2 separate regions of the Homo sapiens genome follow, and region 1 is linked to region 2. A link is a loop called in an ENCODE intact Hi-C map of the cell type or tissue named here. Cell type or tissue: PC-9. All regions are shown on one strand. Each heading gives the region's core, and the rest is flanking DNA. Links, peaks and the distances in the headings are about the cores only.

Region 1 (2,803 bases), core at 283-2,782, 130 kb after region 2:
GCCTGGCCTATAAAACTTTTAGAAAAACAAATAGGAGAAAATCTTCAGGATCTATGGCTAGGCAAAGAGTTCACAGACTTTACATCAAAAGCATAGTCAATAAAAAAATTTTTAAATTGAACTTTATCAGAACTAAAACTTTTTGCTCTGTGAAACACCCTATTGAATGAAAATATAAGCTGTAGAGTGGGAGAAATATTTACCAACCACATAGCTGGCAACTGACTAGTGCTTAGAATATATAAAGAACTCTCAAAATTTAACAGTTAAAAAAAACCACACAATCCAATTAGATGATGGGCAAAAAAAAAAAATGAGCATATATTTCACCAAAGAGGATATATGGATGACAAAGACATGAAAGAATATTCAACATCACTAGCCATTAGGGAGACACAAATTAAAACCACAATGTGATATAACTACATATCTACCAACCAGAATCGCTAAAATTAAAAGTGACAATATCAAATGCTGATGAGGATTTTGAGTAACTGGATCTCTCATACATTTCTGGCAGGAATGTAAAACGGTGCAGCTACTTTAAAAAACAGTTTGGCAGTTTCTTAAAAACAAAACCAAAAACTAAATATGCAACCACCACATGACCAGCCATTGCACTCCTGGGCGTGATCCTAGAGAACTGAAGACATGTTCACATGATAACTACACATACATGCTTGCATCAGCTTTAATCATACTAGCCCAATGCTAGAGATAACACAGATGCTCTTCAATGACTGAATGGTTAAACAAATTCTGGCCTATCCATACCATGGAATACTTACTGCTCAGCAGAGAAGGGAATCAAACTGTTGACACAGGCAGCAACCCGGATGAACCTCCAGAGAATCACACTGAGCTGGAGGGAAAATAAAGCAATTCCAAAGGTTACATACTGTAGATTCCATTTCTATAACATTCTGGAAATGACAAAATTATAGCAATGGAAAACAGTTCCATGGTTGCCAGGGGTTAAGGAGAGGGTTGGGGTGAAAGGGAAGTGAGTATGGCTACAGAAGGTCAATATCAAGGATCCTTGTGCTGACAGAAAGTTTGTAAATTTGGCCTGTAACAATGTCACCATTCTGGTTGCCATCTTGTACTGTAGTTTTGCAAGATGCTATCATTGGAGGAAACTAGGTGAAGAGCATTTGAGCTGTTTCTGTATTATTTCTTTTAACTGCATGTGATTCTATAATTATCTCCAGTAGTTTTAGAAAAAAGTCGTGGTGAGAGGCAAAGAGAATGATGTATGTAAATTCCTCAGCACAATGCCTGGCAGGTAGGAGGGACTTTAGTGCTATCACTGAAAAGTCCTGGGCAAGCCAGGACAGCTGGTCACCCACAGGGCAGGTCCAGAATTCGCTCACTCAGTGTCGCCAAGGACTCAGGTTTTCCACCTTCCCGCCCTGCCCTCCTTGGAATGCTGGCTCATGTTCAAGTCGGATGCCCTCAGGGTTACGGGGCAGCTTTTCCAGTTCCAGGCTTCATGTGCACACTGGTCCCCATGTCTCTCACCTCTCTCTAAGAGCAAAGAAACCACTCCTGGAGGCTTCCCTCCCTCACAGCTTGGTGGCTATGGTTGCTACAGTGATGATAAAAAGCCACTCGTTCATCACAATCAGCAAGGGAAATGGGACCGCAGTGCTGAGGTTGGGCCCGTCTGGATTTACCTCCAGACCCGGAGGAGAACCAGCCTTCCTGCGTCAAGTGGCAGAATTCTATCTATGCCAGCCAGTATGAAGGTTTTGGGTGGCCCCCCAGAGCTGTTCTTCCTCCTTTCTCAGGACTCCAATGGCCTAACATGCGTGGCTCTGGGCACCTGAGTTGTGTTTCCTGGACCCGCCAGATCTAAGCGGGTCAACACCAGAAACTGCGCGTGTTCATGTGGTTATCCTCCAGCATCTTGCAGGTGCCCCGTGCATGTAAAGCATAGTCACATATTTGCTTAAATGAATTCAGTAGCCTTCAACCTATTGATTCTGCCTCTCAAATGTCTAATTAAATCTATACCCACAACCATATCACGATGGTCCACATTAGAAACTTCATCAGGCGCCAAGCTGGCTACCTAGAGTGTCTCTTAATTTCCGCAGATGCAGAGCTGCAAATGTTTCTTGCTCTTCTGAGCACTCCTACATTTGATTTATTCATTTGGCATTTTGAAGTGAAGGCAAGACAGTGTTATTGTTAACTCCGTGCTTTTCTTTAAAATGTTTCTTTGCTGGCTGGGGGTGGCGGTTCATGCCTGTCATCACAGCACTTTGGAAGGCTGAGGAAGGATTACCTGAGGCCAGGCGTTCAAGACCAGTCTGGGCAACATACTGAGACCCTATCTCTACAAATCAAATAAAATAGGTCAGGCGCCATGGCTCACGCCTGTAATCCCAGCACCTTGGGAGGCCGAGGCAGGCGGATCACCCGAGGTCGGGAGTTCAAGACCAGCCTGACCAACATGGAGAAACCCTGTCTCTACTAAAAATACAAAAATTAGCCAGGTGTGGTGGTGCATGCCTGTAATCCCAGCTACTTGGGAGGCTGAGGCAGGAGAATCGCTTGAACCTGGGAGGCAGAAGCTGTGGTGAGCCGAGATCACGCCATTGCACCCCAGCCTGGGCAACAAGAGCAATACTCTGTCTCAAAAAAAATAAATAAATAAAATGAAAAAAGACAAGTAAAATAAAATAGCCAGGCGTGGTGGGGTGCCATCTGTGGTCCCAGCTACTTGGGAGGCTCAATGGGAGGATCACCTGCGCCCTGGAGTTCAAGGCTGTGGTGAGCCAAGATCACACCACTGCAC
Region 2 (2,803 bases), core at 287-2,786:
CTGAGACGCTGTCTTCTCCCCTCCACTCCCGGGAAATCCCACTGGCCCCCGACATCTCTCCCCTGAAGTCCCTGCCCCTCCCTGCACTCCCCGCCGGATGAACTCGTCCTCCACATGAAAGTACATGCAGTGTGTGCTGGTCACTCGCTCGTTTCCTCTCTGGCCCTGTTCTGTGTGCTGAGCTACTAACAGAAACCGTTAACTCGACACAGAGTCAACCCTATGCACGTGTCTCACAAATGCCTCAAGCTCTCCATGTCCAAAATGGAGCTCTGGGCCTCCTCCGTCCCCACCCCCTGCCACCCCACAGACCTCTCCCTTGGTCCTCACCCTCCTGCACAAACCCGGGAGCTCCAGCAGAGCCCTGGGCTACTCTGCCTACCTCACCCATTCTGTACTGGCTCCCTCACAATCCTGGCGGGTCCTCCACTCCAGTGCTGTGTGTGCCCTTGCTATCCACCACCACCGCCCGCGTAGCCTGCTAGGATGGCACCCGTTGTTCCTTCCCTCTCCAGCCTGTCGTCCACACGGCAGACTCACATGGCAGACCGCGTAGCCTCCCTCCTTGATGCCCTTTAATGGCTTCCTACTGCCCTCGGGGTAAAAGCCAAGTCCGGTTTCTTCCCCTCCCTTTGTGCAAATCTGCCCTTCACTCACCACTCTGCGGGCGCTGGCCTTCTGCCTATTTCAGGGCCTTTTAGAAACCCTGTCCTCACTCTGGAGCATTCCCTCCCGCTCCCCACTTCAGGGGCTCCTTTTTATTCTTTGGGCTTTAATTGAAGCATCACTTCCTCAGAAAGGACTCAGCTGACTACCCCCAAAACATTTCACTGGGCCTCTCCCTGCTGCTTTTCCCCTGTTCCCCAGCACGGGCCATAATTTGAAAATCCGCATTAGTGTGTTTCCTGCATTGTGTGTTTAATGTGTGTCTCCACGTCTAAGCTGTAAGCTCCATGAGAGTCCATCGGTTTCATTTCCAGTTGTATACACACAGCACCTCGCACACAGCCTGGCACAGCATAGGCACGGGATAAGTGTTTGATGAGCGAATGAATGAATGAGCTATGGTAAACGTGCAGTGAGCAAACTACATGGGACGGTATCCATGTCCTCATTCTCATAGACATTTATCCTCACCTGGCAGTTCTCTGACTTGCAAACTCCCGTGCTCTTTTCCAAGCAGATAGCTGGGTTCTTTAAAGTTGGAGTTTTCTCACCTTCCTGTGTGTAACGGCCTCATCCCCTGCTCCTCTCAGGTTCCATGTAGTGTGTATAGCAACATGCCTTTTAATTTGCTGGGGGAGTGCCATTTGCCCATTGGAGCTCTGGCCCTATTATTTAACAGTGAGGAGGACAGATAGCTGCAGGGCACACCTGCAGAGCCTGCCCCCAGCAGCAGCTTGTGTGTCTTGCAGACACACACCCTCCTCCTGCCACGAGATGGCACTCTTCTTCTCCAGTGCGATGGCGCGCTCTTTGCTGGTGTGAAGAGCACCGTGTTTCTTGCACCGTCATCATCAGGGATGCCCCCGCCGGGATCATTGAGCCCTGCAGGAGCTAGTGGGGAGAGGTTTACAAGGGGAAGGTGGTGGGCGAGGTCATCCAACATGGCTGACCATGCTGAATCCAGATTGGCCACAACATTTAATTAGCATAACAGTTATCCTAACTCCGTGTGTGTGCATGTAAGGCATGAAAGAGGAAACAGTGTTCTGGAGGGATGCACACGTGTGCCCCCATTCCCATATCAGAAAAAGATCAAAATGGGAAACTGAGTTCATCTTTTTTTTAGTTTTTTGGGGGGGAACCAGAAGTGTGTAGCAGTCTTGGAATCCAAGTTACATGATCAAAAAATCAAAACTTTTCTTTGGACTCAATGTTTCTCAAAAGGAATAATTGTTATCCCTATAGTTTAATGGAAAAACTAAATTTGCAGACTCTTATATTTCTTTCCAACCCTGAAGGCTATCGCCACAAAATAGTCTAAGTTTTCTTTTGAAAAAATGTGCTTTTGTTTATGAAATTGGGTTTATGGATCATTTGGGGAGGCTTGGCTGAAAGCCACCCTGGGCTGGGTGGGACACCAGGCGTCTCTGTGGTGCCCATGCCCTGTGTCTGGGGGGACCCTGGGCATCCTTGATGCTGGTGCCTCACAACTGGGTGGGATGCCGGGCACCCATGGTGCCGATGCCCTGCGTCTGCGTGGAACCCCAGGCGTCCGTGGGGCTGATGCCCTGCGTCTGCGTGGGACCCCAGGCGTCCGTGGGGCTGATGCCGTGCGTCTGCGTGGGACCCCAGGCGTCCGTGGGGCTGATGCCCTGCGTCTGCGTGGGACCCCAGGCGTCCGTGGGGCTCATGCCCTGCGTCTGCGTGGGACCCCAGGCGTCCGTGGGGCTGATGCCCTGCGTCTGCGTGGGACCCCAGGCGTCCGTGGGGCTGATGCCCTGCGTCTGCGTGGGACCCCAGGCGTCCGTGGGGCTGATGCCGTGCATCTGCGTGGGACCCCAGGCGTCGTGGGGCTGATGCCGTGCGTCTGCGTGGGACCCCAGGCGTCCGTGGGGCTGATGCCCTGCGTCTGCGTGGGACCCCAGGCGTCCGTGGGGCTGATGCCCTGCGTCTGCGTGGGACCCCAGGCGTCCGTGGGGCTGATGCCCTGCGTCTGCGTGGGACCCCAGGCGTCCGTGGGGCTCATGCCCTGCATCTGTGGTTGTCTCTCTAGGCTTCCTGTTTGGGCTGAAAGGAGCAAAAGGAAGAGCAGGCTTCCCTGGGCTTCCCGGCTCCCCTGGAGCCCGCGGACCAAAGG

The links. Hi-C counts contacts between places; a loop is a spot of excess contacts. Peaks named below come from ENCODE experiments on the same cell type or tissue, not always from the same donor. Only the 100,000 strongest peaks of a DNase experiment are listed, where the experiment ranks them.
Region 1: a loop joins it to region 2, with 9 times the contacts of the local background. A loop is called at or near these places in 11 of 110 quality-filtered maps.

The regions. Positions count from the first base shown.
Region 1 is chr13:110,589,348-110,592,150 of GRCh38, forward strand. No RefSeq gene overlaps it. Among named protein-coding and RNA genes, the nearest start is that of NAXD, 25 kb to the right of the region's middle. In PC-9, for the core only: no CTCF peak of the experiment used is centred there; a DNase peak (open chromatin) is centred at 1,424; H3K27ac peaks cover 643 bases.
Region 2 is chr13:110,454,624-110,457,426 of GRCh38, forward strand. COL4A2 (collagen type IV alpha 2 chain) reads left to right here. Exons shown (of 48, transcript NM_001846.4): 21 at 2,720-2,803. COL4A2-AS2 (COL4A2 antisense RNA 2) reads right to left here. Exons shown (of 5, transcript NR_171022.1): 5 at 1,774-2,733. Among named protein-coding and RNA genes, the nearest start is that of COL4A2-AS2, 7.3 kb to the right of the region's middle. RefSeq lists an enhancer at 1,423-1,472. In PC-9, for the core only: CTCF peaks have their summits at 1,448 (motif pointing right) and 1,650; a DNase peak (open chromatin) is centred at 1,468.